2 separate regions of the Mus musculus genome follow, and region 1 is linked to region 2. A link is a loop called in an ENCODE intact Hi-C map of the cell type or tissue named here. Cell type or tissue: left cerebral cortex. All regions are shown on one strand. Region 1 overlaps Mcu (mitochondrial calcium uniporter). Region 2 overlaps Mcu (mitochondrial calcium uniporter).

What was found. A loop is a pair of places that touch in the nucleus more often than their neighbours do. Peaks named below come from ENCODE experiments on the same cell type or tissue, not always from the same donor. Only the 100,000 strongest peaks of a DNase experiment are listed, where the experiment ranks them.
Region 1: a loop joins it to region 2, with 2.3 times the contacts of the local background. A loop is called at or near these places in 3 of 42 quality-filtered maps.

Annotation. Positions count from the first base shown.
Region 1 is chr10:59,529,317-59,534,316 of GRCm38, reverse strand. All of the region lies in intron 1 of Mcu (mitochondrial calcium uniporter), which reads left to right. Among named protein-coding and RNA genes, the nearest start is that of Gm40671, 44 kb to the left of the region's middle. In left cerebral cortex, no CTCF peak of the experiment used is centred here; DNase peaks (open chromatin) are centred at 130, 412 and 1,893; H3K27ac peaks cover 444 bases.
Region 2 is chr10:59,591,684-59,596,683 of GRCm38, reverse strand. All of the region lies in intron 1 of Mcu (mitochondrial calcium uniporter), which reads left to right. Among named protein-coding and RNA genes, the nearest start is that of Gm40671, 19 kb to the right of the region's middle. In left cerebral cortex, a CTCF peak has its summit at 2,709; a DNase peak (open chromatin) is centred at 2,674; H3K27ac peaks cover 841 bases.

The DNA.
Region 1 (5,000 bases), 62 kb after region 2:
TTGTTATTTTACAGATGAAGGTGTTGGGTATGCAGGTGAAATACACAGCACCCGTTAAATGGAATCTCTGTTTGCTTGCTAGAATAATGCTGGGTATCCCTAGGACTCCCGGGTGCTTATTTATTTATAGATCCGTATCTAGGGAATATACTGCAGCAGCATAAGAAAAGCCACGAGGCATGCTGTATGCTGCTGTGCACAGAGCCTTGATTGCAGGAGCTCTTCTGTGAATAAAAGCATTTCAGTTGAAATGCAAGCTCTATGGTCTTAAAGCCACTATATATTTTAGCTTAAAATAATGCTTTTCATTTTGAATATAGAGAAACATGGAACAAAAAGACTTACTGTGGTATAACAACGACAAGACAGGTCAGCTATTTTGGAGGCTCTTCCAAGTCTTGAAAGCCTTGCTCTGTTGGCGCCCACCCAGTAGATGCTCTTTAGACTCATTGATTCTCCCCAGAAAGTGATACATGCTTGATCTAATATTAGCAAGTGGGGGCGGGGTGGAGATGAGCCTCCTCGTGGGAACCAAGAGGTTGTTGCCCTACCTATTCCCAACATTTCCAAAAGATCAATGGGTCTTCTGCCATTTCATATCCTTTTTACTGTGGAATGATTTTGATGTCTTAAAATTAAATCTCTATCAGCTGTTGTTTCTTGCCATAGTTGTTAAAAGTTGAACAAAATGGGCAAAAGAGAAATTTTAAGTCAATGTCACCAATGGACTCTAAACCATAATCACTAGAGATCATTATTTCCCTTCTTTCCTTTTTTAAAAAAAGATTTAAATAGAACAATATTTTTAAATTATTTCTTTTGTGTTTAGGGTTACAGTGATATCATTTCCCTCCTGGCCGTTGTTGACACATGTGGCCATGTATATGTATATGCATATGGGTTGGTCTGTACAGTGGTGCAGGTGTGATCTCGGGGCTCATCATTTGTTATTGGGTACCCAACAGTCATCCTTCCTTCTGAGTTTAGTTCTCTCACAATGCTCCAGTCTTTAGCTTTACCCCAGCTCAATGTTTTTAGACACTATTCCCTGGTTTTTAAAAGGCTCTACTTTTTTTGCCTTTGATGTTCCTTCTTAATCATTCATATTGCCTATTTAACTACAGCAGTTATTTTTATTTTACATTAATCCCAAAGAAGCCTTACAAACCCAGCATTTCCCTCATAGTTTTCGCAATGCTACAGTTCACCAGTTCATTTGAATAAATACTATCTGCATGTAGATATAGTGATTGGAAAGTCTCCTCTTCACTCTTAAGTAAAGCTATGAGAGCTATGAGAGCTATGAGAGGTGTGGTGGCGCATGCCCTTAACCCTGGCATTTGGGAGGCAGAGGCAGGTGGATCTCTGTGAGTTCAAGGGCAGCTCAGACTACAGAGTGAGTTCCAGGACAGCCAGAACTTTATAGTGAGACCCTGTCTTGACTAACACAGAATATTAAAAGACAGAAACTTATTTTAAATTTCCCCTTCTCGATATTTTCTATTGTATCTAAAGAGATTGCTGCCTCAATCCCTTTATCAAAAAGTCATCAGTACAGTAATGATAGAATTAAGCGTTTGAAGTCATATTTGAACCCTGATTGAAACATTTCCAGAAGTTGGACTTTGAAATTCACTTGGCATCTCTATATGAATATAAGAATAATGACAGTGCCCCTCAGGAGGCTTATGGTCGGTTCAATGACAGCAGTGCACACTAAGGGACAGTGTATCTCAAGGCTTCGTATTCAGTAGACATGGGTGGCAGCATGATTATGCCAATTTTCAAGGCCTTTCTGCAATAACACACCCAGGTATCTAGAAATAACCATTGTCACAGAGATGAGGCAGAGCCTACCCCAGGCCCTCCCATAGGCAAAGTAAAGCAACAGACGGGGAGCCAGATGTTAAACCACTCATAAAAACAGTGAATGCCACACACAAAAAAAGGGAGATGGGGACCGTGAAAATGCCTTTTAGAAGCTCGGTGACCCACTTACCACTCTGTAACTCTCTGGACTTGAGGAAACACTTCGTTAAAACAGAGATAGAATGTGAGTATGGTGGCGTTCAGCAATCTCAGAACTTGAGGGGCAGAGAAGGGGTCCCTCCAGGTATCAGGTCAACTGGGCTGCAGTATGAGACCATGCATTGAAAGCAAAGCCTAAACCAAATACATTGGCATATGGTTATCCATTGCTGTGTAACTAATCAAAATTAGTGACTTGGAGCAATGGTTTTATTTTTGCATTTTGTTTTTTGTTTCTTTGAGACAGAATTTAATTAGCCCTGGTTGTCCTAGACCTCATTGTGTAGACCAAGCTGACCTTGAAGTCACAGAGATCTGCTTGCCTCTGCCTCCCAAATGCCCAGGTTGAGAACAATCATTGTATCATTGTCTGGAATAATGTTTTGAGTTTATTGGGAGTCGGATGGTTTTGTTTTTCATTTTATTTTTTGTTTTTAAACACAACATCTTGCTTATCACCTATAATCCTAGCACTTGTGTGCTGGAAGCAGAGGTAGGGGTAAATTAAGGCCGTCTTTACCTACATAGGGTACTCTAGGCCAGTCTGGATTACATGAGACCCTATTAATAAACCCTAAAACAAACATGAAGCAAAACCAAGAACAGGATCAGTGTTTCTATGCCCTGTTTACTAGTTCATACTAGCCTTGAACTTACCATCCTTCTGCCTCAATTCTTTTTTTATTGGATATTTATTTATTTACATTTCAAATATTATCCCCTTTTCTGCTCCCCCTTCCAGAAACTCCTTCCCCCTTCTCCCTGATTCTATGAGGGTGTCCACCCACCCTCCCATCCACTCCTGACTCCCCGTCCTGGCATTCCCCTACACTGGGCCTTCGAACCTTCACAGGACCAAGGGCCTCTTCTCCCACTGATGCCCGTGACAAAGCCATCCTCTGCTACATATGTGGCCGGAGCCATGGGTCCCTCCATGTGTATTCCTTGGTTGGTGGTTTAGTCCCTGGGAGCTCTGGGGGGTCTGGTTGGTTAATATTGTTGTTTTCCTATGAGGTTGCAAACCCCTTCAGCTCCTTCAGACCTTTCTCTAACTCCTCCATTGCGGATACCCATGCACAGTCCAATGGTGGCTGAGAGCATCCACCTCTGTATTTGTCAGGCTCTGCCAGAGCCTCTCAGGAGACAGCTATATTAGGGTCCCATCAGCATGCATTTCTTGACATCCACAATAGTATCTGTGTTTGGTGACTGTATATGGGATCGATCCCCAGGTGGGGCCATCTCTGGATGGCCTTTCCTTCAGTCTCTGCTCCACACTTTGTCTCCATATTTGCTCCCGTGAGTATTTTGTTCCCCCTTCTGAGAAGGACTGAAGCATCCACACTTTGGTTTTCCTTCCTTTTGAGCTTCATGTGGTCTTGGAATTGTATCTTGGATATTCTGAGCTTTTGGGCTAATATCCACTTCTCAGTGAGTGCATACCATGTGTGTTCTTTTGTGATTGGGTTACCTCAATCAGGATATTTTTAGTTCCATCCATTTGCCTAAGAATTTTATAAATTCATTGTTTTTAATAGCTGAGTAGTACTCCATTGTGTAAATGCACCTCATTTTCTGTATCCATTCCTCTGTTGAAGGACATCTGGGTTCTTTCCAGCTTCTGGCTATTATAAATAAGGCTGCTATGAACATAGTGGAGCAGGTGTCATTATTTGTTGGAACAGCTTTTGGGTAAATGCCCAGGAGTGGAATAGCTGGGTCCTCAGGTAGTACTATGTCCAATTTTCTGAGGAACGATGCCATATGCCACAATGTCAACGTCAACAAGGTAGTTTGCTTGTTTGATTTGGGTTTTGTTTTGTTTTGTTTTTGTTTGTTTGTTTGTTTTTTGGAATGGCATATCTTATGTGGCTGCAGTCAAATGGCAGCTGACACTTATGTGGCACCAATACTGGTATTGTAGATGACAGCGTATCTACATCTGGTCTTTGTGTGTGACTTGAATTTCTTAACTGTGCGGTAGCTAGATTCTGCCAGTGACCATCCCAAAAGCACCAAGTAGAAACTACACTTCCTTTATGACCTAGTCTTAGAAATGATACATCATTACTTATTTCGTATCTGTAGGCCCATCCACATTCAGAGAATCACTGTCTCCACCTCTTGGGAGGGATATCCCCTTCACTGTATTGAGTGAACATTGTGTAGGATGGAGGATATACTGTGGACGCCAGCCTACCAGTCTTACTTAGCCATAAGAATTCACACCCCTCAGCCTATTCATGATCTTGTTGGTTAAAGGACTTACCACTAAAGCCTGACTGGGTTCAACCCATGGAACCCTATGTGAAAGCAAATGGAGAAGATGAGTTCTGTAAAGCTGTCCTCTCATCTCCTGACTCCCATGACACACCTTATGACACGTTTATGCCTATCACACACACACACACACACACACACTTTCAGCCCTCCTGTCCAGAGTCCCAACTCACAATTCAATATAGTCTCAACATCAAGTCTATGATCTTACTTCCTAAATCAAGTCTGTGTGTGGATGAGGCTCTTGAGGCTCACCAGTCCCCCCCACCCCCTACTTCTTGAGAGCCAAGTATGGATTTGAAGACCTGTCCCACAACACACAGCATTAAGAGTGGACCAACCACTTTAAATCCTGCTATTCCTTGAGGGAAACCAAGAGGTTCAAAGCATTTCCAGAATTCAGCAAGCACACTCCTTGCCTGTTCTTGCCCTGAGGCCCACCGTCTTCCTGCCTATGCTGTGTCTAAAGGTCTAGGTTGTACCCACTGGGCTCTTTACCCCACTGAGCATCCTTACTCTTACGTGAAAGGAGCCTGGCTTTGCATCTGAGTGGCTGTCTTGACCATCCTTTGCCAGAATCCGAGGATGGACTCTCTTCACCTTGAATTCCTTGTGGTGTGGTGTTACCACAATGTCCTTACATTTCTTAGAAATGTCAGTGTCTGAGACATATCATAACCTTAGGTTAGGTA
Region 2 (5,000 bases):
TATGGTTTCCCACAGATTGGCTTTCTTAAAGCTCGAGTGGTGGTCCTGGGGTAGATTACTTTACATTCCTTGACATGCACGTGGCCCTGGGTTCTATCTCTAGCACCACAGATATAACTAAGTAAATGAAGCCATTGAACCTGACTTTCTTATTTTCCCACACAAAACCTTGATTTGCTACTACCTATAAAATTTAATGCAAATCCTGCTTAGCCTGAAATTCATGACCTTCTATAATTGAATTCCAATTCATTTTCATCTTTAATGATAATAGTTTTATTTTGATAAGTGGTGACTATTAGTAACTTTTATAGAAATATTTTTATCACCATATTCTTATTCTTGAGAGACGTTTGACGTAGGCACTAGATTGCCATTTCTGGGAAAATGGGCGGGAGGTGTCTAATAACTTGTCCAGGCTAGGGAATGAATGGCAGAATTAATTAGGAGCTCAAATATGTGTTCACAGATCTCCCACTTGTAATATCTATCTTCCTATGTCCTGCCTCCTACCTTAAAATCGACATTATGGCATTGCCTAGGTCAGCTGCAAACTACCTATTCTCTCCCTCGGTCGGGGTTATATGTGCGTTGCACTCGGCTTGCCCCATGTTTTGAAGCCTTGAATAGAGTACTTCCTATAGTGTAACTGTACCCCACAATCTCTTAGCCCTTTCTCTTTGCAGGGCCACTGCCCACTTCCTCTCTTTTCTCTGACCAACCCACTTTCCATCCTTCAAAACAAGGTTCAAGTCCAAGATGGCAATAGTTGCTCCCTTTAATCTCTATCTTTCAGAATGCTTATCATATTAATTAATACTCACAAATTATTACTTGTCTATTAATAAAAACATATTAGATACTCATGTTAATATGACATATTAACTACACATATATTAATACTTGTATATTGACATTATTATAGATGATACTCAAATCTTCTGCACTTTCTTGTTTGGAGTCTTTTGTTGTTTCAATTGTTTGTTTTGGGTTTATTAAGAAAAGATTTTAATTTAGATTTAAACATGGAGAGAGGCAATTCGGAAAAAATAATAGGTAATACAGAGCCAAGAGTGGGCCTGGGCTTCTTAAGAAAAGGGATTTCTTTTTTTAATGTTGGGATCCAACCTCAGCCTTGCACATGCAGCAAACACTCTACCACACAGCCTCACACCCATCCCTGTGTCTTATTATGTGAACAATTTAACTAGACTTTAGGTCGTGATCTCTAGGAAAGGCCTTGGCTTTATAAAGAAGGTTTTTTTTTTTTTTTTTTTTTGGTATCTTCTGCAGGACCTCGTGGTATAATAGCTGATCAATAAGTGACTGTGTTGTTCAGTTTAAAGGATAAGAAGACCCCGTGTGGCTAAAGAGGGTTGGATCCGATGGGCATCCGAGTTAGTTAATTACGACAGTCAGGGCTTGGATTGACAGGTGCCTTTATTGAAGGCATATTTCTGGATGTGTCTGTGAGGGTATGTCTAGAGGTGACTGTCCTGTGGGACATCTGTTAAGAGACAAAGGCCTGACAGGAATGTGGGCAGCAGTGTCTTATGAGTTGTGAGTTGAGTTAAGGAAGAAAGAAGCCATTAGCACAGCCAGACTCTCTGGGTCACCACGAGGTAAGCAACCTCCCCTGCCACTCACCTTGCTGCTCTGACATCCTGATCCCCATGTGCCAGGCTCGTGGTGATGGAGAGCCCATGAACCACGAACTGAACCTCTGGAGCCTGAGTTTAGAGGAAACCATAATTATTTTACAGTTTGTTTCAGATATTTGTCACCATGACAGAAGTCGGACCAACACCACTGCATCTAAGACTTGTTCTGTTTGAGCTCGCTGAACTAATTTGACTCGTGGGTCTTATTTTAGAACTGGGAAGGAGATGCTGAGGTTAGAATGCGGAATTTTGTTTTTTAAAATTATTTAAAATTTTATTTTATGTGTTCTTTGGTTCTGTCTGTATGTCTATGCACCATGTGCTTGCCTGGTACCCACACAGAGGTCAGAAGGGGATGTCAGGTCTCCTGGGACTGGAGTCAGAGATGATTGTGAGCCACACCATGTGGTTTCTGGGAATGGGACCTGGGTTACCTGGAAGAGCAGCCAGTGTGTTAACTGCTGAGCCACCTCTCCAGTCCCGGTATTTGTTTTTTGAGGTAGGTTCTCAATATGGTACTCAGGTTAGCTGTGAGCTCCTGGGCTCAATCTTCCTGCCCTAGTCTCCCTAGAGGCTGGGGTTACAGGCTCAGGCTGTTGTACCTGGCTAGCAATAGCTGTGGATGATTTGTGGATGTGAAACCTGGCCCTGATTCAGAACCGAGCAACTCTTCAGATGCTGAGGTTAGCTTCCTCTCACTCTCGTTCCACTGGCACCGTGGGTGAGGCTACCAAATCATCCCACCCAGGTTGTATTAACAGCTACCAACTTAGTCACCCGACTTTGTCCCTTTTTCCTGATGGTCAGAACTCATAGTGGCAATGCCGGGCAAAAATTCTTCCTGATCTTCCTGTATCTTCCGGCCTTAGTCATAGTAGAAGGCCCAGGTGGCCTAGAAGTGGTCATGAGAAGCCAGCTTCCCAGGGAGAGCCTCTGACTTGCAGCTTTTGCCTCCCGGCCTGATTTAACTCCTCCCACACTGGCTAACTGAAGTTATAGAGCATGTGACAGTCTGCTCTCCAGCGCCACTGCTGAACATTTGGCTCCGGTCCGACTCCATCTGCTGCCTTGCTTGCTCTGGCCCACTCTGTTCCTGCAATACTGACCCCCTTTTTTTTCCTTAAAAAAAAAAATGTTAGCCATGCACCTGCCTCCCGGTTCTTTCTGTTGACACTTTTGTTCGATTGGAATGTTGACTTAGATCTTGAGCGCCCATATAAGAAGTCGGATGTGTATGGCAGGATCCTGTAGTCACCAGTGCTGGGAGGCAGAGACAGGAAGATCCCCCAACTCCCAGCTTAGCCAGGTTTGCCGAATCTGTGAGCCTCAGGTTCAGTGACAGATGGTCTCAGAAAATAAGACAGAGAATGATAGAGGATGATATTCTATGTTGACCTGGTTCCAAACACATGTAGACACGTGTGCACATACATGAACATGTACACATATACATTCACAGAGACACATAAATATTAAAATATTATGTCTTCTCATAACTAATTGCTGCTGCCTTATTTTTAATTTTTTTCTTATTGATTGGGATCCCCCCCCCCCAACATACACAGCCTACACACACACATGCACACAGATACCAATGCATGTGTGGGAAACTGAGGAAAACATTTGGGGGTCAGGCTTCTCCTTCCACCTTGTGGATTTCAGAGACAGGTCTCAGGTGGCTGGACTTAGTGATACAAACTTTCTCTTCTCTCACTGAGCCTTCCCAGCAGCCCCATTTTCCTCCTATTTCTATTTCATTAAGAAGGTAAGCTTCCCCCTGGCTTGGGCTAGGGGTAGTCAATGTTCTGACTGTTATTTGCTCTGCCGGAATTTCTTCACCCGCCCTTCCCCTCCTCCCGTCCTTCTCTGTCCCATTTTTACTCGTGTGGGATTTAGCCTCAGGACCTCCGGCTTGCAGGCTAATGCTCTGCCCGGGCTACATCTCAGCCTGGTCTGCTTGCCTTTTAGGAGAGCCGTTACTTTCTCCAGCAACATTTTAACTAAGATTTGCATTCTTTCTTTCCTCAAAGCTATTTATTGCACACTGAAAAAAAAAAAGAGTTTTTTCTTTATCAAAGCTTAATTTTCTGTTCTGTTACAATTTTCTTCAGAAAGTATCATCTTCTAGAAGTTGCTGCTGGGTCTCCTCCTCCCCACTTTCCCCTCTCCTTTTTCTGCTCTCCATCCCTCAACTAGGCTATTAAAAGTTTCCAGGTCTACATTCTCAGAGAGAGCAAAGGGTGAACTTAGATCCCCGTGCCTGTGTTTGATACCATGAATCAGACAAGCTTATTAAACAGGCAACTGGCCTCATTTATGAAGATGAGAGCTTAAGCTATTCCTGTAGTGCCTTGGTGGCCACTCCTCTGCTGTGCGTTTGGTGAAGGCCCTACTCCCTGCTAGCATCCCAGCATGGGTATCCAGGGTAACATCTACCTGGATGTGCCAGAGGACAAATGGCTGACCTTTCACCATCATTGAGAAGTATGCTACCCACCAACAAAATCCCACTGAAAGCAAGTCTCCAGCTAAGAGCTGTGCTTCCTTCCACCTTGTGTACTTGCCCGCTCTCTCTTTAGATGGTCTGTGCTCTCTTTTTTGTCTGTACTGGATTCTGTATCCCGTGCTGCGGCCTTGTATGTGGACTTTTGTTTTTATTTCATTGGCCGGTTTTTAAAAGCAAGTCTCTGGTTGAGTCTTTGTAATATTACCCACATACATGCATTTTAAAAAATGAAAATACAGTGTATAAATGTACCTTCAGGCTATGAGCATAAAATGCATATGAGACAAATAAATTTTGTGCTTAGAGTTGAGTCTCATCCTTAAGACATTTCATTGTACACAAGCAAAACCATGAAAAATTCAGATTTTTATTCTCCAGCATTTCAGATAAGTAATCCTCAGCCTATATTGCCTACTTTGATCAGTGAATTCCCTTCTGTTGCACATACATTTCCAGTCTTTTGCTGATTATTGCTTTGCTAAGGTGATAATCCTGTGGGTTCATCTTGGCTCACAGTGAATTTTAGGATGTGTTCCTAAACATAGGAGTTAGGAGGGTTACTCTATCTTTACATCTTTGTCAACTTGTGCTACCAAACATTTGGATCTATGACTTATGATGTGAAAAAAGCATATCAATGTAAGTTAAATTTGTGCTTTTTCCATGAGCCACTGCTGCTTTCCCCTCCTCCTCCCTCCTCCTGTGCTGGGGATAACCCCAGGACCTCTCTCCCACCAGGCAGGCATTCCCCCCGTGAGTTACACCAGCCTTAGAGTGTGGTTTCTTAGCAAGCCGATCCCGTAAGAACTTTGTTTCCCATCTTTGCCACTCTG